Linked DNA regions of Homo sapiens: all the other regions are linked to region 5. Evidence: chromatin loops called from intact Hi-C (ENCODE). Cell type or tissue: GM12878. All regions are shown on one strand.

Region 1 (5,000 bases), 71 kb after region 5:
AAATGAAGATCATAGATTCCATATGCATAAAGGGAATATGCATTAGATGCTAGGTGAAAGGGCTCTGAGATGGTCCCATGGGCCCAGCTAGGGTCCTTGGGGCCCTTCTTGACTTCTCCCTATCATTCTCAATCAAGTCACCAAGTCCTGTCAACTCTACCTCCTACACGCCTTTGTAGTCAGCCGCCCCCCTGCTTCTGCATCTCCTTTGCCTCTGACCCTGACGCCCTCATGATTTTCCCCAACCAACTGCCTTCCCACCCATTTCTTTTTTCTTTTTTTTTTTTCTGAGATGGAGTCTCGCTCTGTCACCAGGCTGGAGTGCAGTGGTGCGATCTCGGCTCACTGCAACCTCTGCCTCCTGGGGTCAAGCGATTCTCCTGCCTCAGCCTCCCAAGTAGCTGGGACTACAAGCGTGCACCACCACACCCAGCTAATTTTTGTATTTTTAGTAGAGATGGGGTTTCACCATGTTGGCCAGGATGGTTTCGAACTCCTGACCTCATGATCCACCCGCCTCAGCCTCCCAAAGTGCTGGGATTACAGGTGTGAGCCATGGTGCCCGGCCCTTCCCACCTATTTCTTTGCTTCCACCCCTTCAATCCTTTCTCCACACAGATGGATTTTTCTGAACACCAATGACCATGTGACCATCCAGCTTGATCCCTTGTTTTAAATCCTGCTCTTACAACCTAGCAGCTCCCCAGCATACTATGTTCTCCTATGGCTGTGTGCACATGGAATGGGAGTTCCACAAGCAGAATTTACTGCAGGGAAGCTCCTTCTTCCTACTCCCCTCTCTCCAGAAAACCATCTTAGAAACCATCTAATGTAACTCTCTTGCATTGTGGAGGGGAAACATAAAGAACTTGTGCCTAAAACATCCTTTCTTTCCACTTCAAATGTCAAATTTACATTCCCTGTTAAAATTCAGCCCATTATCTCTTCTAGTAAGGCTTGGACCACCCCCTTTTTATAGTCCAGGTTAGGGGCCCCTTCTACATATGCTCACAGCACCCTGTGCTTACCAGCTCTGTATCGTGACTATTTATTCATTTGTCTTCCTGTCTCCCTCAACTAGACTGTAAACCTTTAATTTAAGGTCAGGGATTGGGGCCTATTCATCTTTCTATCTCTACAGACTATACTAGTGCACATATTAAGTTATTGCTTCATGGCTGTCTATTGAATGAGTAGATGAATATTGGTTACAGATTGGAGGAAGGATTATTGCTGTAGGGAAAACACATTCACGTGAATTCCTCTGAGATGTGTAAACTGAGGTGTCAACTTCTCCTTTTCACATTCACATGGCTTGGGCGCCTTCCCTTCAATGAAGCACCCTGGAGAGTCATGCCCAAGCAATATATTTCCATTTGGATTGGAAACACAACTCCTCCCTTCTGGAATATTGTTTGACTTTTCTTGTGTGGGAGAACCAAGTCAGGAAGTAGAGCATGCGTCTCACCTGTGCGTAATAAGACAGGGTCTGAAAACATTTTTGCTTCAATAGCTATATTTTTTAAAGCTACCATTTATTAAGAGCTTATTATGTATTGGCCCCATCCAATCCATTGCACACATTTTTCACTTATTCCTTACAACAGTCCTGTAAATTCAGTGCTATTCTTTTCCCAAAATTACAAGCAGAACCTGAGGGGTGGAGAGATTAGAAACCTGGCCAAGGCCATGTGGTGAGGTATCAGTTCGAAACTGATCTTTTAGTCTCTACTGCAAACACGCTTGATTATTACATGATACCCATCCATGCCAAGCACAGCCAGGCTTCTTAACCACCCAGTGAAATTTGCTGGACCTGTGCCCCTGTTCCCACTTACAGATAAAGACATTGAGCCTGATTGGTAACAGAACTTGATCTACTAGAACTCTTGTCAGTTTAGTAGACACAATTTTTTAAAAAATGAGAAAAGTGCAACTTGCATTTGTTCAGTGACAGCCTGGTGCACAAGCAGGTGGCTGCTGTGATCCCCAAACCCCCGGGCTGGCGGGCAGGGCCTCTCGCTCAGGCATTCTAAGGAAACAGCTCCCTCTTTAGGTCGACTGGAGGAACAGCCCCCAAACTGCCTGGAGCATCTGCCAGCTTGGTAGACCTCTCCCAGGTACCTTGTGGGCGTCTTCAAACAACTTGACTTACAGTGTTATTGCTGTTGTTGTATGTGCATCAAGAAGTCATACTTTATCCAGGACTGTGCAATTGAGAAATGCTGTGGTGGCTAGCATTAAGTTGCCCATTATCTCAGCTCTTTGACTTTGTAATTTCTATCTGTGAGAGAATCTAATTCCCTTTTTCTCTGTCTCCAGCATAATGGAAAATAAGGGGCCAGAGAATAAATTGGAGGCGAGGGCAGAGGCTGCAAAGGGAGAAGGGATGGTCTTTCTGAGCCACATCCTATGGGCCTGGTAGCCCTCTGCTGACTGGATGGAGGAGGAGGAGAAGGGGCTGGGTACAAGGCCCTCAGTGGTGCAGACCGTCTGCTGCATCTAAGGAGGAAGAGTGAGAGGATGGAGGAGCAAACAGGGCATGACCTGAGCAAACATGAAAGTCCAAGGGAGAAAGCACAGGTTGTTGAGTCTGTCTTCCACACTCAGCACTAATTAGTATTCTCGACTGGATGCTCTAAACTCTGTGATCTGGAAGGATGCTAGTGTTATCAGATCCAGACCCAAAGTCAGCTCCTAAATTCTCATCCACTGATCTGACACAATTGTTCCCCAAAGAATCCATATTCACTTTCTTTTGGAGACAATTTTAGGATGTCTAAATTGCGAAGCAATTTCCTGGGTGGAGAGTTGGGAAGTCATAAGGTTATAGCCAAAATACAGAGCCTTGCCATTAAAGAGTCCTCAGTGACACAGCTTGAAGCTCCTTATTGCACCATAGAACAAGTTGCATTTCTAAAAACAGGATAAACAACCAATATCAGCTCTACACTGAAGCCACCTGGATGACCTGCAGGTGTCTACACACCCTCCTGGTGATGCAAACACTTAGTAGAATTTGCTCTTTTCCCCACTGGCATAGGGACTCCCAACCGCAAAAGTAAAATTTTGGGCCCCACTATGCAGCATTGGGTAAGCCCTGTTCATTTCTGGGCCTTTCTGTTCCCATCTCTGAAACGAGGGGTTTAATGAGATTGGGGGTTTCCAGCTATGCTCTGCAAAATCTAGGGGTCCCTGGGGTGCAGGCCTATCAGTCTTACCTGGACAAGATAAGTTCCTTTTGCATCTGTATCACATTGGGTGTCTAGCTGAATATTTTGTTTGATCAAAGAGCCCACAGCTAAAAACATGTTCGAAAACTACCGTACTGGATGATACCTGCTGTGGTCCACTCATTTATGCACTCATCCAACAATTACTTATTGAGCACTTGCTGTGTGCCAGATACTGTTGTAATGTCAAGGAAACAGTGAGCAAAATCCAGATTCCCTTGTGCAATATGGACTATAATTTTAAATTGGGACATTTGGCCTTCCACTGTAGGCTTGACCTTGGACACAGAGACCACATCCTTATCCTCAGATGGGCGACCAGGATGCATACTTTTGTACACATTTAACTTTCTGTTTTCTGGTTGTCCCACTTACCCATGAGAACTTGAAGCTTGCTTGTTGAATATATGGTATTCACATAGTCCTGAAGAGTTAAAGAAACATGATTTTCCTAAGCAGGAATTAGGACAATTGAGCTGATGAAAGAGGTTTTCTTTTCTTTTTTTTAAATGGTTTGTTTATTTGTATAAAATTATTCTGAAAGATAATATATTATGTTTATTGCATCTTACTCGATGAATATTCTCTATTAAAAACAGTGAGATTTCATGGGAAGAAATATCAAATTTATCATAATAATTCAGTTAACATTATTTGTTCAGTCTTTTTCATCATTTGTCCACTTGTAGGCATTGGAGAAAAAAATAGCTGAGATTGATTGAAGCCCTGCTCTGTGGCAGGTATTTTTCTAGGCATGTTCATATTGCATCTCTTGCCTAACTTAATCACTTAATCTTCAGAGCAATCCTGCAAGAACTATTTACCAATTTCTAGAGATAATGAAACTGAAGCTTAATAACCTTCCAAAGATCACAAAGCCAGTAAGAAATTCACGTTTAGGGGAGGAGCCAAGATGGCCGAATAGGAACAGCTCCGGTCTACAGCTCCCAGCGTGAGCGACGCAGAAGACGGGTGATTTCTGCATTTCCATCTGAGGTACCGGGTTCATCTCACTAGGGAGTGCCAGAGAGTGGGCCCAGGTCAGTGGGTGCGCGCACCGTGCGCGAGCCGAAGCAGGGCGAGGCATTGCCTCACCTGGGAAGCGCAAGGGGTCAGGGAGTTCCCTTTCCGAGTCAAAGAAAGGGGTGACGGACACACCTGGAAAATCGGGTCACTCCCACCCGAATATTGCGCTTTTCAGACCGGCTTAAAAAAACGGCGCACCACGAGATTATATCCCACACGTGGCTCGGAGGGTCCTACGCCCACGGAATCTCGCTGATTGCTAGCACAGCAGTCTGAGATCAAACTGCAAGGCTGCAGCGAGGCTGGGGGAGGGGCGCCTTAGGTAAACAAAGCAGCCGGGAAGCTCGAACTGGGTGGAGCCCACCACAGCTCAAGGAGGCCTGCCTGCCTCTGTAGGCTCCACCTCTGGGGGCAGGGCACAGACAAACAAAAAGACAGCAGTAACCTCCGCAGACTTAAATGTCCCTGTCAGCTTTGAAGAGAGCAGTGGTTCTCCCAGCACACAGCTGGAGATCTGAGAACGGGCAGACTGCCTCCTCAAGTGGGTCCCTGACCCCTGACCCCCGAGCAGCCTAACTGGGAGGCACCCCCCAGCAGGGGCACACTGACACCTCACACGGCAGGGTATTCCAACAGACCTGCAGCTGAGAGTCCTGTCTGTTAGAAGGAAAACTAACAGAAAGGACATCCACACCGAAAACCCATCTGTACATCACCATCATCAAAGACCAAAAGCAGATA
Region 2 (5,000 bases), 51 kb before region 5:
ACTAGACCATTATAGGTAACTCTGGAGCCAGAATGTCAATAATCTGTCAGGATGACTAATCCCATTTCAATGAATGAGAATGACATTGTTGATTGGCACTGGGCTTGTGAGCTTGGGTTTGGAGGTGGGGAGAGGTGACGCATGTACCACGTATTTGCCAGGACTACCAAGGGACCTTTTTCTGCTTTACTCCATAGTCATATCTAATTTCTAAGTGTTCATTGGCCCCATATAGGCTTCAGGAATTCCTAGTACTGCCTTCCTTGGAGTTTACTGTCATTGGATCGATTAGCAAAGGGTAAATGCATGAAACTTTCCATTTCTCTTTATGCTTGTGTCTATAATTTGGGTAAGATGGCAGGTGATGGTTTGGGGATCTAGGCTGAGGTCTCATGAGCTAAGAGGATTGGCTGATTAGGAGCACATCATGATACACTTGTTTCCTTTCATACCTTCTCTGTTTCTCTCTCTCTCTCTCTCTCTCTCTCTCTCTTTTCTAGGCACCTTGACCTACTTTTGTCCTTAATCTTGCCAAGCACGTTTCCCCCTCGGCCCTTTTACCAGGTATGTTCCCCCAGTAATCTCTCTCATCTGTTCAGGTTTTTTCAATGTTATCTTCTTCATTGACCCCTCTCTCTGAAGTGCTACCCCCTCCCCAGGCCAATCTCAATTCTCTAATCTTAGTTTATTTTTGCTTCATGGTGCTGCTCATTACTACAGAATATTATGTTCAATAGCTCTTTATCTATGTGCAGATTTTCTATCCTCTTCACTAGAGTGCAAGACTTTGAGAGCACAGACTTTGCCTGTTTATTGTTGTATCCCAATGCCTAGACGAGTGCCTGAACATAGCAGGTGTTAGGAAATGTTTGTTGAATGAGTGAATGGAGTGTTGAAAGTAAGGAGACTTTTCTAGGCCAGGGGTTTCCTGCCAAGTCATGTGCCAGCTCCAGAGAGCAATGCTTATGGAGACAAGGCAAGAAGCCACAGCAAGGCGTGTGGTAAGGGCTGGTGGTAAAAGCTGATCTGGGAGCCACAGATCACAGCAGTAGTCAGAAAGCACAGTGTTTTCTAGGAAATTCTGGATCAATGTCAGAATCCAAGTGAATGACAATGACAGCAGATGTGAGTTCCTAGCACAGATAACTCACGGGAGGCACTTTCTCAGATGCGAAGCTTTCCAAATGCTTATTGCTGGAATGGAGCCCACATGGGCCCTGAGAAGCTCTGAGGCTGAGCTCAATTCAGAGGTGGTAAAGTAGTTAACCCAAGGTGGTTGGTGATGGAGGCCTAACTGCTGTGAAGCCATCATTGATGAATCCATTCTGTTCTGCAGAAGAGAGAGCCATGTCTTCCAAACCAGTTCCCAATGCACTATAGCCTCCCTTTACAGATCCTTGTCTCCCAACCCCACCACCCCAAAATACTTTTTTTTTCAAAGAAGTTATGGTGCTGACAATCCCCCAGGGACCAGTGGTCCACTCACTTCTTATGTCGGGGAAATCCACTCGACAGCAAAGGGCTCTGTGCTGGCTGGGAATCCCCACTGCAGCAGCAATCTTTGTGGGGCTGAGCTGCAAACGCTTTTCAGATTTAGCACGCAGCCTCATGAGGAGGAATAGTTGCAGTTGCCTCTGCTGAGAAACAAAGCTGATGACACTGAAACATCTGGGAAATGGGAATATTATTTCTAGAAGATGAAAACAAATGTCCAAGCTGGAAGTGCTGCTGGCACTGACCTTTGTGTGCCTGGTTCTCCCACCCCCAAATCAATTTGTACACTCCTAGGATCTGTGTAGGTGGAAAGACTTTGCTGTGTATTTGTAACTCAGCTCATTATCTGAGGGTAAGAAGAAAAGAGGCTTGGCGTGGCTTTCAGAGGAAGTAAGGTGAAGACTGTTCTCCCCCAAACAACTAAATAAACCACGTAGACCTTTCATGACTCAGAAACCACAGACTCCACAGCTAACATGCATCTATTCATTCTTGTCTACAAGTATTGATTGAGAGCCTGTTGTGTGACTAACACAGTGCTTGGGTTGAGAACGTAATGGTAAAACAAGATTCACTCTCTCCCTTCAAAAGCAGGTAATCCCACTCTAATGTGGTACATTCTACAACATGGAGGCAGTGGAATATAGTAGCAAGGAAGGTAGATTGGGTTTTGCCACTAACTAGCTGTGTGACCTTGGGCAAATCACTCTGCTTCTCTGAGCTTCAATTTTCTCATCTATATTTCAGGGAAATTACCCACGTTATGGGATTTAATAAAGTCATATTTACTATCAATGTTTAGCCTAGGTGCCAATAAATATTAGCTATGGTCTGGTTATGATTTTATGATAAGTGTTATAGAATGCTGTGGGGTACATTTATATATTGAAATATGCTATTTCTGGGCAAATATAACTATGTTCAGGATAAAGCCTAGAAAAAGTTTGAGTAATTGGAGGTGCTATGTTTTGCTTCTTGCTTGAGAGACCCTCTCTCTGAGTCTCTCTCCTTTCCCCTTTCCTGGAGCCCTGTGTTCTCTGGATCTCCCTTGGATTTTCTCCACCAAAATTTCCTCTCAGTGGATTGACAGATTGGAAGGAATCTAAGGACAGTATGCACATGGCATTGTCATTGATTTAGAGCATCACCCTTCCTGGAGGTATTCACATCTCACCCAGAAAATAGTGAGGTGTCAGTAAAAACTGCCTTCTGAAAGTAATTAAAGAGTTTGGTATTTGCATAGGGAGAGACAAATTGAGAGGGAAAAGTTCCAGAAACAGACCCATGAATACATGGAAATTTGGTTTATAACAGAGATGGCAACACAAATCTGCAGAGAAAGAGTGAACTACTCAAGTGCTGGGATAATTAGCTATGGAAAAAAAGAAATATCCCTATGTCATACTCTATACCCAGGTAAATTACAGATGGAATTAAGACCTCAGTATGAAAGGGAAAGTTTAAAACTTTGAGTTGCAAACATAGGGCACTTTAAAACATCAGAGCTATGTCTCAAAAGGCATACATCCAAAGGAAGAGACTTATATTGAAATATTATACTTGTGTGCCAACAAAGACACAATAGAGAGTTAAAATATAAGCTGCAGACTGAAAGAAGATACTTATAATGCCTACAGATAGCAAAAATTCTTGATACAGATGTATGTTTTAAATTCCTACAAATTAATAGGAAAAGATAATCCAATAAAAATGGACAACTAATATGAACTGGACAGTCATGGAAAAAAGAAAGAAACAACTCAGTCTCATTAATATCAAGTGAAATCCAAATCAAAACCATAGTGTGATATGATTTCAAACCCCTGAGGCTGGCAAAAATGATAATATCTGATAAAACCAAGTTTGTCAAGGATGCAGGGAAACAAATATTCTTATACATTGCTGGTGGGAGTGTAAGTTGGTGAGTCTATGCTGGAGAGTGCATTGGCAATATCTGTCAAAGTTGAAGATGTATATATCCTAAGATTTAGTCATTCTACTTCTAGGTATGTAAGCTAAAAGTCTCTTGCACATGTATACAAAGTGACAGGTGAACATATGTTCATTGCATCATTGTTTGTAAAGGCAAAAACTGGAAATCATTTAAATGCCTATCAATGAAAAGATGGACAAGTTGTGAATTAGTCATGTAATGCAGTACTATACAGCAGTTAAAGTAAATGAGATAGAGCTACATATACCAGTATGGATCGATCTCTGAAAGGTAATATAAGAATAGAAACAGCAAACTATACAAGTATCTGAATTATAAAATACCATTTAGATAAAAATTTAAAAAACACACCAAACTTTATATTGTTAACATGATATATTTATACATTATATATTTATATATGATATATGTTGCTTATATATTTGTTATATACAGCTACATCATATATTTTTAAAGACACATGTTGTTTATATAAAAATACATAGTGAATGTATCACAAACAAACATGGGCTGGACAGGCATGTCCTCACTCGAGGACAATCTGGAGATGAAGGAAAGAGACAGGGATGGCAGTGATTTGGTGTAGGGGAACTTAAAAAAGATTGGAACCTAATGTAATAAAATGTTATTGTTAAATCTAGGTGGTTGATGGCATATATGCAGATACATGTACTTTTCTGTGTTTTGATGTTTTAAAATTAAAAAAAACAAATGGAAAAGAACTGGTTCTATTTCTTGCTAATATCTTTTCAAATGAACTAACTCTTCAATTAGATAATGCCTATGGGTCTATTTACTCCCTACTGTACCTCATGGATTTGATATGCATAGTTTGACTTTATGTCAAGTTCTGTTCTTTGCAGACCGGGCTCTTCTAGGGCAGAGAGGCCATGTGTGCGTGGGTAGTCCCTTCACTTCACAGAGATGCTGACCAAGGTGTGCAGGGACATGAAACACAGTCCATGCTCTGCTCCCCAAGATATACCCCTGGCACAGGTCTGCATAGTTGCATCCAACCAGAGCAGGCATCTTTTGATGTGTTTTAAAAAATATGTAGATATATATAATATACATATATATAAGCAACATATATATAAATACATAATATATTAATATATCATGTTAACAATATAAAGTTTGGTGTATTATTTAATTTTTATCTAAATGGTATCTTATAATTAGGTGCCCAAGGAGGAACCTATTTCTCATCTGACCATGTAGCGTGGATGCCTTCTTCTATTTGCACAAAGGCATAGTCTAGACTAAAAGCAGACATCATCTAGATTAAGGCTACACTCGAGGTTTTCTCACCTTATTGGGGTACATATTAGCAAAATAGTTGAAAATAAGGTTGAAAACATGTTCACTTTGTCTGGGACAGCCAGAGGGAGGATGGAGGAGGATCCAACTTGTTCACTACTATCCATTTTTCTTTCCAACTGATCATTCAAGAAGCATCTGATGAGCACATTCTAGGTGCTAGGAATAGAAGATTGAATAATATTCAATAATAAATTCTTTCTTCCCTCAAGGAAGTCAGACACTCAGATAA
Region 3 (5,000 bases), 480 kb before region 5:
ACAATGCCCAAAGTGTGGGTATTTCAAATAAATGAAAATTACCTAAGGATGAAAACTGGTCTATGACCCTCTTGCCCCATTTAACATCTTGCTGCCTCCATAGAGGTTTATTTAGTTTTAACACTGAAACCAAAGGATTTTGTGGCAATGTTTAACTTTTTTTTTCTTTTCCAGTCACCAGCTTAATGGCATGTTTAATATCCTTCTGTTTCTTCTGTTAACATCTGGCCTTCCCTGAACAGCCATCTCCTCCTAAGAATAGGGAAATATCTGATATCAGTCCCTCCAAAAAGATCTATTAGTGGCAATGAAGACCCTGGGACTTAATAACACTCTGAATAGCAAGACTTTTCTTTAGGGAATTTCCATGGAGGAAGCCTAGGGCTAATCGTTGTTTGGTTCTTCTAATCAACCAAATCAAGAGTCCCTCTCTCAGATGACAAACTCCCTTTCCTCTTTCTGGAAACTACCTTTGGGCATCACTTACTTAGGAGGCTTTGGTCCCTCAGCCCTATCCCACTCCCTAATTAACCTGTCTCCTTTGTCTTCCTGTACATCCTGGAATCTGTGTTTAGCAACTTTAAAGACATTCTCATTTGTATTCTTGATTCCTTCACCGTTTATCCTTCTGTCATATCTGGACTACCCCTCCCACTTTTTTTCTAATGTAGTGTGCCCACATTAGAGAAACAGACTAAGAACGCAAAAACTAAACTCGCCTTCACTTGGATTCTTTCGGCCCTAACTCTGAGGGCCTATTCCAAATATTTTCCATTCCTCAAGTCTGGAACCTGATCCTGGCCCCTTCACCTTTAGGAAATAAAAAGCTAATCCACTTGAGCCTCCCTCAAATTTCATCTCATATTGTCCTACTATGATATGATTCTGACCAAGATTACTCACCTCCCTTAATTCCATGCCTTTGTTCCTGCTGTTCTAGAAATACAGCCAGGCGCAGTGGCTCACGCTTGTAATTCCAGCACTTTGGGAGGCTGAAGCGGGTGGATCACGAGGTCAGGAGTTCGAGACCAGCCTGGCCAACATAGTGAAATCCCGCCTCTCCTAAAAATACAAAAATTAGCTGGGTGTGGTGGCGCATGCCTGTAGTCCCAGCTACTTGGGAGGCTGAGGCAGGAGAATCGCTTGAACCCGGCAGGCGGAGGTTGTGGTGAGCTGAGATTGTACCACTGCACTCCAGCCTGGGCAACAGAGCTAGACTCCGTCTAAAAAAAGAAAAAAAAAAGAAATACCTAGAAAGTCATTTCCCCATTCTTTGATCCCAGATACTTTCCTGAAGGTGAAAAGTATACCAGCTACTTTGTATTTTTAGTAGCATAAGGCAAGATGTTTATAAACTGCTCTTACTATGAGACATTTACTAGCATCCAACTAAGGACTTTTTTTTTTTTTTTTTTTGAGACAGTGTCTCACTCTGTCGCCCAGGCTGGTGTGCAGTGGTGTGATGTCAGCTCACTGCAACCTCCGCTTCCCAGGCTGAAGCGATTCTCCTGCCTCAGCCTCCTGAGTAGCTGGGATTACAGGTGCCCACCACTACTGCCTGGCTAATTTTTGTATTTCTAGTAGAGATGGGGTTTCACCATGTTGGCCAGGCTGGTTTTGAACTCCTGACCTCAAATGATCCACCCGCCTCGGCCTCCCAAAGTGCTGGGATTACAGGTGTAAGCCACTGCGTCCAGACTTGGTTAACTCTTTGTGGCCCACCACACCTCCTTCCCAGGTCCTGAGCAAACATCAAGTTGATTCTTTTCTAAAGAAATTGGTATTGTTTCAGGCCTGCTTTGGCTGCCAAATTCTCCAGATCAGTAAACCCTTCTCCCAAGCTAGACGAAGTCTTGCTAATGATAGCTTTCAACCTAACCTCCAGGCACTTCCAGGCCCATTGAGGGTCAACCTTCTTGAGATTAAACCCAGGCAGCAAAACCTGAAAGGTCTTATCAGACAGGAAACTAGTATGCAAGACTACAGTCCCTGCCTGCACTAACCTGGCCCAGGCTTCTTAAAGACTCTTTTTGAATTGGTTTTCCATATCTGTTCCAGACAGGAAGTCAAGTAAGACCCCAACAGATTCATTTTTCCATGTCAGTCATTGGCAGGGCCTAGCCTTGAGTCTGGACACCATAATACCCTTCCTGGCTAATGGACCCAACAAGAACCAGAAGTTTCTTACTGTCCACCAGATGGCAGTGTTGGTTAGCAGTAGCTGGTAAAAGGACAAGATTGCACCTGGGAAACAACAAATAATCTGAGGATGCCCTTTACTTTTTTAAACAGTCACGCCATCCACTCCCAGAGATCTTTGATTAGGCTACACTGGGATTATGACACAATATAATGATACTAAAATTAAACACTTTTAATCTTCACATAACCTATGATCTAGAATGAATCAATAAATAATAGCTACTATTAGTTTACACCCTGACTCTTCAAATAGGTTATAAACACCCTGTGGCAGGCTGCCTCACACAAGCATCCATCTTAGTCATTTTCAAACAAGATTCTAACCACAACTGCTCACAAATGAAGGGTTATCATTAAAAATGGACATGAAGTTTTTTTCTGTTGAGTGTAAAGACAAACTCAAGTCTCACCAGATGGTCTCTGAATAAAGAAAAACCAGGCCAGTCGTGGTAGCTCACGCCTGTAATCCCAGCACTTTTGGAGGTTGAGGCAGGAGGATCACTTCAGGCCAGGAGTTCAAGACCAGCCTGGGCAACATAGTGAAATTCCGTCTCTACAAAAAATTAAAAAATCAGGTGTGGTGGCACACCTGTAGTCCTTGGTACTTGGGAGGCTGAGGTAGGAAGATCCCTTGAGCCCGGGAGGATCAAGGCTGCAGTGAACCATGATTGATCCACTGTACTTCAGCCTGGGCAACAGTGAGACCATCTCAAAAAATAAAATGATCTTAAAAAAAAAAATGAAAAAGCAACACTTTTTTTCTCTCCACTCTCAGTACTTCACTTCCAGCACCGGATGTGAGCTTTTTTTTTTTTTTTCCCACACATCAATTCTCTGGTAGGTGATCTTGCAAAATTAACTCAACTCTGACTCTACCTACCTGGAGGTTATGGGCTCAGTCCCACAAGACTACCCTTAATTCAGACCCAACCACAAATCCCCGGTTCAACCTGGTATTCTGACCAACCAGTTGCAAATCAGAGGTTCCCACAACACTCCCCACTGCTGCCTCACACTTTTGGATTCAATCCTTTGCTAGAATGGCTTAGGGAAACATCTTATTTACATTTAACCATTTATTATGAAAGTACTTATCAGAACAGCTAGATGGGAGACAGACATGGGGCAGGGACACGGGGCTTCTGTGTCCTCTCAGGGCACACCAGCTCCACATGTTCCGTAACACGGACGCTCTCAGGATCCTGTAGTTCAGGGATTTTTATGGAGACTTAATCATATGGGCATAATCAATTGTAACTCAATCTGCAGCCTCTCTCCCCTTCCAAAGGATGGGGCATGGGGCTGAAAGTTTTAAGCTTCTAATCATGCTGGTCTCTCTTGTGTCCAATCCCTATCCAGGGGCCCACTGAGAGTCATCACATTAGAACAAAAGTTCCTACCAGCCAGGAAATTACAGACTTGGGAGCTCTGTGCCAGGAACCAGAGACAAACAGCAAAATATTTATTTCTTCTTATAAATCACAATATCCTAGTCTCCAATGCCTCCTTGGGAAGCAGAAAGTAGCAGAGGTACAGTGGTACCTCTAACAGAGCTCATCTTTTAGAGAGAAATGGCTAGGCTAATAGAGTCATGTGCCATATAAAATTTCAGCCAATGATGGGCCACATGACAGATTATAAGACCATACCTTTATATTTAGATATACAAATGCCATTGTGTTACAACTGCCTAGCCAGTACAGTCCCATGCTGTAAAGGTTTGTAGCCCAGGAGCAAGACTATACAGCCTAGGTGTGGAGTCGGCTCTGCCTTCTAGGTTTGTGTAAGTCCACTTTAGGATGCTCACATGAAAAAATCACCTAACAACACATTCCTCAGAACACATCCTTGTTAAGCAACACATGACTATTTTTGGCACAAGCTTTTAAATGTCAAGTTTTATGAGCAAGGTTAGGCAAGTAAAATGTCGAGTCTAGGATATTAAAACACTGAGATATTTAGCAGAACAGAAATTCTAGTCAACCAAACAGAAAAAATAATAAAAAAAACAACAACACTGAGATAAACAAATTAATATATATATATTTTTTTTTTAGACAGAGTCCAGCTCTGTTGCCCAGGCTGGAGTGCAGTGGCACAATCTCAGCTCACTGCAACCTCTGCCTCCTGGGTTCAAGTGATTCTCCTGCTCAGCCTCCTAAGTAGCTGGGACTACAGGCCCATGCCACCACACTCGGCTAATCTTTGTATTGTTAGTAAGAGACAGGGTTTTGCCATATTTATCAGGCTGGTCTCGAACTTCAGACCTCAGGTGATCCGCCTGCCTCAGTCTCCCAAAGTGCTGGGATTACAAGCGTGAGCCACTGTGCCCAGCAAATTAATGTAACTTTTAAGAAAGTATAGAACTCAAGACAATTTGGCAGGCTAGTTTATTTTTGGTTTCATCTGCAGCAAGATGAGACAGGAAAAAATATGATTTCTCCATGGTCACTTCTGCTTTTTTTGAGACAGAATCTCACTCTGGTGTCCAGGTTGGAATGCAGTGGTGTGATGAGAGCTCACTGCAGCCTCAACCTCCCAGGCTCGAGTCATCCTCCCACCTCTGCCTCTGGAGTAACCACAACTACAGGCGCGCCATCACTGCACCCAGCTAAAGTTTTTCTGGGTAGAGACAGGGTCTCACTATGTTGCCCAGGGTGGTCGCAAACTCTTGGGCTCAAGCGACCCTCCCACCTCAGCCTCCCAAAGTGTTGGGATTACAGGTATAAGCCACCACGCCTGGCCCTATTTCTACTAGTTTCGTCACTGGATTTGTGAGCCTAACCCAACTTCCTCAA
Region 4 (5,000 bases), 400 kb before region 5:
GAAGGTGTGTGTGTGTGTTGTTTGTTTATGTATAAAATAAAGAATACATTAAAAAAACTAATAAGACTGGTTGTTTCTGAGTCAGGAAACTGGTTGCTAAGGGACAGAAGTGGGAGGAAAACTTTTTATAGCCGTATCTTCTTCTTCCAAAAATTTGAACTCATGTGGGTCTATTATGTATTTAAAAATTAAAACAATTAAAATAGAGAAAATCCCTTGGACTACTAAAAATAAAAAAAACAGCATTTGTTATCTTAGATGCCCTAGATGTGCGGGATACTTCTTTTTTTTCTTTGAGACAGAGTCTTGCTCTGTCACCCAGGCTGCAGTGCAGTGGTGTGAACTCAGCTCACTGCAACTTCCCTGTCCTGGGTTCAAGCGATTCTTCTGCCTCAGGCTCTGGAGTAGCTGGGATTACAGGCATTCGCCACCATGCCTGGCTAATTTTGTATTTTTAGTAAAGATGGGGTTTCACCATGTTGGTGAGGCTGGTCTTGAACTCCTGACCTCAGGCGATCCACCCACCTTGGCCTCCCAAAGTGCTGGGATTACAGGCGTGAGCCACTGCGCCCAGCCCTACTTCTTAAGAGAGAAAAAAAATTACCCCAGCTTATATCTTTTGAATTAGGCCTTTGTTTTTTCCACTTTTTATGAGTCTCCTGGATTTCTGCTTTCTTACTAAATATCACAGTAATAGTGACTTGCTTTCAGTTTAATTCAAAATCTTTTAACATCATATGAACTTAATTAACCATCTAAAAAGATTCCATTGTGCTTATTTTTACATGGATTTAAATGAATTTTGCTACTCAAGCCCCAGACTGAAACATGTTATGTATGGAAATCATAATTATTCATATCATTTAATACTGCCCATTTCATGTAGGTGTTCAATAAAGATTGAGCAATAATGCCATCCCCATGTATATTAGCAAATGTTCCTTTTAACCTTGGTGAAACTATTTTATTTTTTGGAGAGAAGGTCTCTTTCTGTTGCCTAGACTGGAGTGCAATGGCACAATCATGGCTCACTGCAGGCTCAACCTCCCAAACCCAAGCAATCCTCCCACTTCAGCCTCTCGAGTAGCTAGAACTACAGGCGCACACCACCACGCCCAGTAAATTTATTTTTGCAGAGGTGGGGTCACACTATGTTGCCTAGGCTGGTCCCGAACTCCTAGCTTCAAGTGATCCTCCCACCTTGGCCTCCCAAAGTGCTGGAATTACAGACGTGAGCCACTGCACCCAGCCAGAAACTAACCAGTCTTATACATTGTTTTCCTCCTTGAAAAAGAAGTTGAAAATTGCCAAATGCACATTTTCCCCTGTTCCATGTCCAGCCACACCCTGTCTGGACATAAAAATGTAACCTCAGATTCGAGTTTGTCATTGGTAAGTACTTCCAGACACTGGGAAGCAACTTCTTTCTGTTCTCTGATCCCTACCCCGACAAAAGAGATGAAAACTTTTAAGCTAAAGTTTTCAAATAGTTCTTATAAAGAAAGCTCAAATATTTTAAATCAATAATTGGTCAATAAAGCAGATGTTCCTGAAGTAATACTCTTTATACATACATGGTCTGATCCCTCTGTAACATAGGAAAAGGGAATTTTCTCATAAAGTAGTATGATACTCCACAGGAGGGCCCTGGTTAAATTCCATTATCAAGGATGGCTAGACACAGCTTGCATTCTTGTTGTAATAAATATTGCTTAAAATATTTAAACTTCTTTCTGGGCCATGGAATTTAGTGTTAAAAATAGTCATTCTTGTGAGAGTTGTAGCTGTGTTTTAAATGATTGTTACATTTGCTGTCATTGCATATTTCTGTTCACCCAGATTGTAAAATTTAGGTTCCTAAAGCAGGAACAAAACACTCTTTCGCACCAGCCTGCTATTAATTGGAAAGAAGACTGGGAGGTTCATGGGCCAAAGGGGACAAGATGAGTCATCTCTCCTTTCTACCAAAGGGTAGACCATAACTGGGGCTTTTGGAAAGTCAAAGGAGAGTTTTTAATGACCTAGAAATAACTTTTTAAAATTTCCACAATCATGGGTGCAAATAGGACTGAGCAACAGGAAAGCAAATAAGGAACTAGGACAGAGCAAAGATTTTCCTGGCATCTTTGACCACTGTCAATCACAATATAGGTTTTCAATGATGTTCTTTTTTAGCCAGTGAGACACACATTCTTATCTATAGCAACAGGACTATCACAGAACATGCTCTTATGGAACTAATGTAGCACATTGTGAAAATTACTCTGGCATGTGCCAAGAATCTGATTTTCCAGTTTTTGGCACTAAAGGCCTGATTCCCCACTCCGCTCCCCTCCTCCCACAGGGTGTCCTGAGCAAATGCTCTTTAAACACAACGACAGTAATAGGAGCTGTTGAACATTTGCTGTCCTGTTTTTGTGTAGTTTCTAAATACGTCCTCTAGGTGTCTTCAGTGACCAGCATTCGTGGATATTTTCGAGTACTTCTGCCAGCTGGCCGAGTGTGGGTTCAGTTTGTAAGAACAAGTTCTGCAATCACTTCTATAGAGCATTTTGATAAATTAGAATGAAGTATTTTGGGTAATAAGTACTTCTAAGTATTTAATAAACTTTTCACATTCATTTTAGGTAAAATACTGATTTTCTATTTCTGCAATGTTGACTACTCAGAAAACTTTCTCCTAATACAAATGGTTTAGGTTAAATTGTTTTTAAAAATGCCACTGGGGCTAAAGAAAGCACATTTTTCCCCCATTGTTCTGTATTATTATTATTATCATTAGTTGTTAGTATTTTGACACAGAGTTTCGCTCTTGTTGCCCAGGCTGGAGTGCAATGGCGCGATCTCCGCTCACTGCAACCTCCGCCCCTGGGTTCAAACAATTCTCCTGCCTCAGCCTCCCGAGTAGCTGGGATGACCGGCGCCCGCCACCACGCCCGGCTAATTTTTTGTATTTGTAGTAGAGACAAGGTTTCACCATGTTTGCCAGGGTGGTCTCAAACCCTTGACCTCGTGATCCACCCGCCTCGGCCTCCCAAAGAGCTAGGATTACAGGCATGAGCCACTGTGCCCAGCCTATTATTTAAAAAAATATATATATATTTCAATAGGTTTTTTGGGAACAGGTGGTGTTTGGTTACATGAATAAGTTCTTTAGTGGAGATTTCTGAGATTTTGGTGCAACTATCACCTGAGCAGTGTACACTGTACCCAGTGTGTATTCTTTTTTTTTGTTTGTTTTTTGAGATGGAGTTTCGCTCTTGTTGCCCAAGCTGGAGTGCAATGGCCCGATCTCTGCTCACTGCAACCTCTGCCTCCCGGGTTCAAGCGATTCTCCTACTTCAGCCTCCTGAGTGGATGGGATTACAGGCATGCACCACCACACCCGGCTAATTTTGTATTTTTAGTAGAGACAGGGTTTCTCCATGTGGATCAGGCTGGTCTCGAACTCCCGACCTCAGGTAATCTACCCGCCTCGGTCTTTCAAAGTGCTGGGATTACAGGTGTGAGCCACCACACCCAGCCCAATGTGTAGTGTTTTATACCTCACCCCACTCCCACCCTTTCCCCCAAGTCCCCAAAGTCCATTGTATCATTCTTTGTGTCCTCAGAACTTAGCTCCTATTTATGAGTGAGAACATACGATGTTTGGTTTTCCATTCCTGAGTTACTTCACTTAGAATAATGGTCTCCAATTCCATCCAGATTGCTTTGAATGGCATTATTTTGTTCCTTTTTATAGCTGAGTAGTATTCCATGGTATATATATATACACCATATTTTCTTTATCCACTTGTTGACTGATGGACATTTGGGCTGGTTCCATATTTTTGCAATTGCGAATTGTGCTGCTATAAACATGCGTGTGTAAGTATCTTTTTTGTGTAATTACTTATTTTCCTTTTGGTAGATATCCAGTAGTGGGCTTGCTGGATCAAATGGTAATTCTACTTTTAGTTCTTTAAGGAATCTCCACACTGTTTTCCATAGTGGTTTTACTAGTTTACCTTCCCACCAGCAGTGTAAAAGTGCTTCCTTTTCACCACATCCATGCCAACATCTACTATTTTTTTTTTTTATTAAGGCCATTCTTGTAGGAGTAAGGTGGTGTTGCATTACGGTTTTGATTTGCATTTCTCTTATCATTAGTGATGTTGACCATCTTTTCATATGTTTGCTGACCATTTGTATAAATTCTTTTGAGAATTGTCTATTCATGTCCTTAGCCCACTTTTTGATGGGATTGTTTTTTTCTTCCTGATTTGTTTGAGTTCCTTGTAGATTTGGATATTAGTCCTTTGTTAGATGTACAGATTGCAAAGATTAAGAATGCACATTTTTTAAAGGGGAGCAGCTTTATTGAAAAATGTGAATTGAATTTGTATTATGGAAATTAGAGTGGGCACAAAAGACAGAGTCCAAGAAGACTCTGCAATAGGCTTAAGTTGTCAGGCTCTGGGATCCAAATTGTAATCTGTTTTCCTTTATTATTCACATTTGGGCTTGGAGAGAATTCTAAAAATATATTCAGTGGGAGGATCTGTTGTGAGGAGGGGGCTGTAATGTGGGATTTGACACTGATAAATGTGGGTGGGGTCAATGTGCATGTGGCCAGGGAATTTTTGTTGTAGGCTAGAGGATCTGTTGACTCTATCTACCAGCTCCATGACCCTGGCCTAGAATACTGATGACCCAACAGAAGTGTGCAACATCTAAAGTGGCACTTTCAATATCTTAAGATTTACATTCAAATAAGTGAAATAATTAATTTTCAATTATAATTAAAAGATAATAATAAAGCATTGGATGAAATCATCTACCTTTATTCCTTTGTCCCTAGAACTACTCAATGTCAAAGCATTTCTTTTTTTAAGCTTTTTATTTGGAAATAGTTTCAAACTTACAAAAAAGTTGTAGAAGTAAAGATAGTTATAAGGAACATTCCTATACCTTTTAACAGAATTGACCTATTGTTAGCATTTACCCCACTTACTTTGTCA
Region 5 (5,000 bases):
AGCAGACATTTCCTAAGCAGCTCTGTAACAGGCCTGTCCCTTCCATAATTGGATACAGACATGTCAACAAGTAATGACAAGATTGAGTTAGGTGGAACTCTAATAATGGAAGCAGGTGCAAAGGCAACAAAAAGAGGGTGAGGTTAGTCTCTGGGAGCAGGAGTGGGGGAGTAGTTGGGAAGCCTTCAAAGCAAGGGGCTTTGTAAGATAAATGTTTCATAGGCATATAGATGACGGAAGGGATTCTAGAAGAGAACAGCAAATGTAAAGTCACAGATACCTGAAAATACACAGCACATGGGAAGGGTTGGAAGAAAAGTGGCATTGATGGTGAGCAAAGTGTGAAATAGGAGTGTCAGGACTCAGGCTGGCTGAATCCAGGTTGTGATGCCACATCAACAGGCTTGGACATACTTGTTAGAGCAGGAGTGGCAAACTGTGGCCCTTGGGCCAATTCAGCCTGCTGCCTGTTTTTGTGAATCAAGTTTTATTGGAACACAGCTGAGCTCATTGATTATATACCATCTACGGCTGCTTTCACACAATAACAACAGAGTTGAGTAGTTGCAATAGAAACTAACTGTAGGGCCCACAAAGCCTGAAATATCTACTATTTGTTTCTTTATAGACAAAGGTTGGCAAGCCCTGGCTAAAAGCCATGGTGGAAACATTGAAGGACTTTAAGTAATGATGTAACTATATCTCTGATTTAGAAAGATCTCACCATGTCCGGTGGGCAATAGACTGGGGAAGGAAGGAAGGTGGGAGGCTACAGTGACAGGCTTTGATTCATGCAACCAACCTTTTCCGAGGGCCCACTTTATGCCAGACACTGTGCCAGACTGGAATGCAGAGATGAGGTCACAGTCCACTCCTTATGACCACTGCAAACAAGAAAAGGTAAGAGCCTGGACCAAGGTGGTAGAAATGAAGATGCATGGGAGGGGATAGACCAGAGAGAGGTTTAGAGAGGTAAAGTGAGAGATTCTGGGGCTCCAGTTTTGGGACCAGATGGTTGGAAGTATCCTTCCCTGAGGTGGGGACACTCAAGGAGAAGCAGGTTTGCTTCCACTTCACTCCCCCTTAGCCTCTTTGAACTCACTGCACTTGCCCTGTGAGATGAAGTTCTTAAGAGATTTCTAGAGATAGAGAGGTTTTAACTGGGTTTAGATTTATCTGAGACAGACACCTGAACAAAAACTAAGTTAACCAAGTGTTGCCATCTGAATTCATTGTCACTTAGGAAAGAGCAAAGCCCCCACTGAATTTGAAAGAAAAGGTCCTGCATGGGCCCATGGAATAGCTGCTCCCCTGAGCTGACAGGTGGAAGGGACTGACTTCCTCATGCTTGTAACCCCCATAGGTCCTCCACAGATGTACACTGGATGAAAGTATGAGACCAAATGACTTAGGGTCTTGGCAAATAAAGATGGCACACTCAAGGGCTTCAGAGACTGAACACTCCATCTCTCACTCCTACCCTCTCATCTGCTGGTGTCATCCATTGGCTGCACTCCATCAGACCCCCCAGTGGGGGACCCAGATAATGCAGCAAGTGGGGCCATCTTCCTCCCCCACAGAGCCTGGAACAGAAGAGCCTTTTTGTGGTTCCTTTTAGTTTTGCCAAGCTTGGTGTGATCACACTTTCACTATTGAATTGTTAGTAGCATTACTGAAGTACTTGGACAACACATCATTATTTAGATAAATAAATATTTATTGGTTGCATATTCTTGCAAGCAGTTCTGGAGCACCTAAGAAGAGCCAGGTACTTTACCATGAGTCACATACAGAGATGGCTAGAGGGTTTTGCAAAGATATTGCCATCTGTGGGCATCCTTGTACACAAAGCTTTTGAGTATTCCAGCAGCATAGATTACTGGAAGTGGAATCCTGGACCAGGGCGAATTCATAGTTTACATTTGGTAGACACTCACAAATCACCTTTCTAAAAGGGCTGATGTACACTCTACAAGTATTTGAGCATGTCTTTTTTTGCCACGCCTTCTCTTGGTCCCTGGTGAGGTTAAGCATCTTTTCATATGTTTTTCAGTTCTTTGTAATTTTTCTTTTGTGAAACACAGTGGTTTAGAGCTTGATGTCTGAAATCAGACTGTTAGGTGGATTCAAACTCTGTCTTTGCCCCTCATGAGCTATGTGATCTTGAGCAAGTTATTTAACCCTTCAGTACTCCCATTTCTCATGTGTAACATGAGGATAGTGTCATTAGCTACTCTTTGGGGTTTTGCAGTCTAAGTACTTACATAGTGCCTGACACAGGGTAAACTTGATGTAAGGGTTGGCTATTGTAAGATTTGACCATGTCTTTTTGCCTATTTTTCTTTCCTGGTGATGTTAAAGTGTGACCAGAGTTAAAGACTACCAGGCAGAAAGCAGCCTGTTTCTGTGGCTCTTGTTTTATATGTATATGCACAGAGTAACAAGACTGAATCAATCTATTTCTGAAATGGTCTTCTGGTTCCTGTGTCATGATGTGCACTCAGATGATAACATTTCACTTTCCTACCTGGACCACAGATAAGTGTGTGTGCTGATGAGTGGAGGGTCATTTGACTGCTTCGGCTCTCCTGGCATCTCTGGAATTCTCAACTGTTGGAATTTGACCAGAGGTTCCCCCAGAGTAAGTTTGCTCCAGGGAGTGACAGCTGCCCCCTGTGCATTGTTCAGGGCAAGCCTAGAGGTCCTTGAGCCTTTGCTCTGGCGGCCAGCAGATGGAACTGCTGGAGCTCCGGGCTGTAGGAGGCCAGGTGCTCTGCGCTCTCACTTGCAGCGGGCTGAGGGCTGTGGTTGTGGCTGCCTGAGCTATTGCTGCCATTGGGGAGATCACACGCCCACAAGGGGAATGCCTCAAGTGAATGAAAAAAAAAAAATTAAAGGAAGAAGAGAAAAGCTCCTTCCTTTATAGGCCAACCTCACAGTTACGCAACTCTGACTGTACATTTTCAGACTTTCCGTGCAAGTGAAGGTCACCTTAAGATAGATTGAAAAGCATGTATCATAGTCATAGGAAAGTTCAAGAGTGTGAGGGTGTCTGAGGCATTACTTGGTGGTGAATGTGTGTGTAGATTTCCTATAGTGAGACTGGCTTACATGGGCAATGGAAGGAAGTTGCTGCTGGGCCACCAGCAGGGCCAGCATGGGAACCACCAGTGCTGTCCTTAATTGATGCCAAGAATTGTCCAACGTGTTAGCATTAATTCTCATACTAATACAGCAAGGAAGATATTATTAGCCCAATTTTATTGATGAGGAAATTAAAATCAGAAAGTTTAACTATAAGACCCATCAGCTAGAAAGCAGTGAGGCACATTTTTGAAAGTAGGTTTTTCTGATGTCAAAGTTCACATTCTGTCCACTGCCCAATGCACAGAGTTGCAGAATTTAGAATTCAAAGGGACTTTAGAATTCACAGCTTCTCTGTGCCCAAGATCACAAAGTTTGCGGCAACCTTGGAAATAGAATCTTCATCTCTTATTTTTTGTTTGTTTTTGGTTTTGCTTTTTAGGGTTTTTTGAGACAGTATCGCTGTGTTGCCCAGGCTGGAGTGCACTGGTGCGATCTCGGCTTATTGCAACCTCCACCTTCTGGGTTCGAGTGATTCTACCTCAGTCTCCCGAGTAGCTTGGATTACAGGTTTGCACCACCCATGCCTGGCTAAGTTTTGTATTTTTAGTAGAGACAAAGTTTCACCACATTTTCCAGGCTGGTCTGCAACTCCTGTCCTCAAGTGATCTGCCCACCTTGGCCTCCCAAAGTGCTGGGATTACAGGCGTGAGCTACTGCAACCGGCCAAGTATCTTCTACCTCTGATTCACATGCAGGCATACCCTGTTTTATTGCACTTTGCCTTACTGTGCTTTATAGATATTGTGTTTTTTAACAAATTGGAGATTTGTGGCAACCCTGCAACAAGCAAGCCTACTGGCATCATTTTTTTCCAACTACATGAGCTCACTTCATGTCTCTGTGTCACATTTTGGTAATTCTCACAACACTTCAAACTTTTCATTATTATTATTATATGTTATGGTGATCTGTGATCAGTGATCTTTTATATCACTATGTTACTATTATAAGTGCTTTGGATCACTGCAAATCATGCCCATATAAAATGGTGAACTTAATCGATAAATATGGTGCGTGTTCTGACTGCTCCACTGACTGGCAGTTTTCCTACCTATCTTTCTCTCTTTGGGCCTCCCTATTTCCTGAAACACAAAAATATTGAAATTTGGCTAATTACTAGCCATATAATAGCCTCTGAGTGTTGAAGTGAAAGGAAATGTGTGTCTCTCACTTGAAATCAAAAGCTAGAAATGATTAAGCTTAGTGAGGAAGGCATGTTGAAAACCAAGATAAACAAAAAGCTAGGCCTCTTGTGCCAGTTAGCCAGGTCACCAATGCAAATGAAAAGTTCTTGGAGGAAATTAAAAGTTCTTCTCTAGTGAACATTTCAGTGATAAGAAAGCAAGACATCCTTATCGCTGATATGGACAAAGTTTTAATGCTCTGGATAGAAGATCAGACCAGCCCCAACATTTCCTTAAACCAAAGCCTAATCCAGAGCAATGTCCTAACTCTCTTTAATTCTGCAAAGGCTGAGAGAGGTAAGAAAGCTGCAGAAGAAGAGTTGGAAGCCAGCAGAGGTTGGTTCATGAGGTTTTAAGGAAAGAAGCCACCTCCATAACATAAATGTGCAAGGTGAAGCAACAAGTGCTGATATAGAAGCTGCAGGAAGTTATCCAGAAGAGCTAGCTGAGATCATTAATAAAAGTGGCTTCACTTACCAACATCTTTTCAATGTACACAAAATAGCCTTAGATTGGAAGAGGATGACAAGTAGGACTGTTATGGCTACAAAGGATAAGTCAATGCCTAGCTTCAAAGCTTCAAAGGACAAGTTGACTCTCCTGTTAGGGGCTAATGTAGCTGGTGACTTTAAGTTGAAGCAAAGCTTATTTACCATTCCGAAAATTTTA

Evidence for each region. A loop is a pair of places that touch in the nucleus more often than their neighbours do. Peaks named below come from ENCODE experiments on the same cell type or tissue, not always from the same donor. Only the 100,000 strongest peaks of a DNase experiment are listed, where the experiment ranks them.
Region 1: it touches region 5 in a loop (5-fold over the local background); 11 of 110 quality-filtered maps call a loop at or near these places.
Region 2: a loop joins it to region 5, with 3 times the contacts of the local background. A loop is called at or near these places in 11 of 110 quality-filtered maps.
Region 3: it touches region 5 in a loop (11-fold over the local background); 2 of 110 quality-filtered maps call a loop at or near these places.
Region 4: a loop joins it to region 5, with 2.7 times the contacts of the local background. A loop is called at or near these places in 3 of 110 quality-filtered maps.

What each region holds. Positions count from the first base shown.
Region 1 is chr10:62,607,888-62,612,887 of GRCh38, reverse strand. No RefSeq gene overlaps it. Among named protein-coding and RNA genes, the nearest start is that of ADO, 190 kb to the left of the region's middle. In GM12878, a CTCF peak has its summit at 2,045; a DNase peak (open chromatin) is centred at 2,027.
Region 2 is chr10:62,730,082-62,735,081 of GRCh38, reverse strand. No RefSeq gene overlaps it. Among named protein-coding and RNA genes, the nearest start is that of ADO, 72 kb to the left of the region's middle. In GM12878, no CTCF peak of the experiment used is centred here; a DNase peak (open chromatin) is centred at 1,901; H3K4me3 peaks cover 1,158 bases; H3K27ac peaks cover 3,017 bases.
Region 3 is chr10:63,155,516-63,160,515 of GRCh38, reverse strand. No RefSeq gene overlaps it. Among named protein-coding and RNA genes, the nearest start is that of NRBF2, 25 kb to the right of the region's middle. RefSeq lists enhancers at 2,249-2,298, 2,379-2,428. In GM12878, a CTCF peak has its summit at 2,200 (motif pointing right); a DNase peak (open chromatin) is centred at 2,215; H3K27ac peaks cover 716 bases.
Region 4 is chr10:63,081,530-63,086,529 of GRCh38, reverse strand. No RefSeq gene overlaps it. Among named protein-coding and RNA genes, the nearest start is that of NRBF2, 49 kb to the left of the region's middle. In GM12878, a CTCF peak has its summit at 2,441; a DNase peak (open chromatin) is centred at 2,409.
Region 5 is chr10:62,679,379-62,684,378 of GRCh38, reverse strand. No RefSeq gene overlaps it. Among named protein-coding and RNA genes, the nearest start is that of ADO, 120 kb to the left of the region's middle. RefSeq lists an enhancer at 2,815-2,994. In GM12878, a CTCF peak has its summit at 2,725 (motif pointing right); a DNase peak (open chromatin) is centred at 2,898; H3K27ac peaks cover 1,492 bases.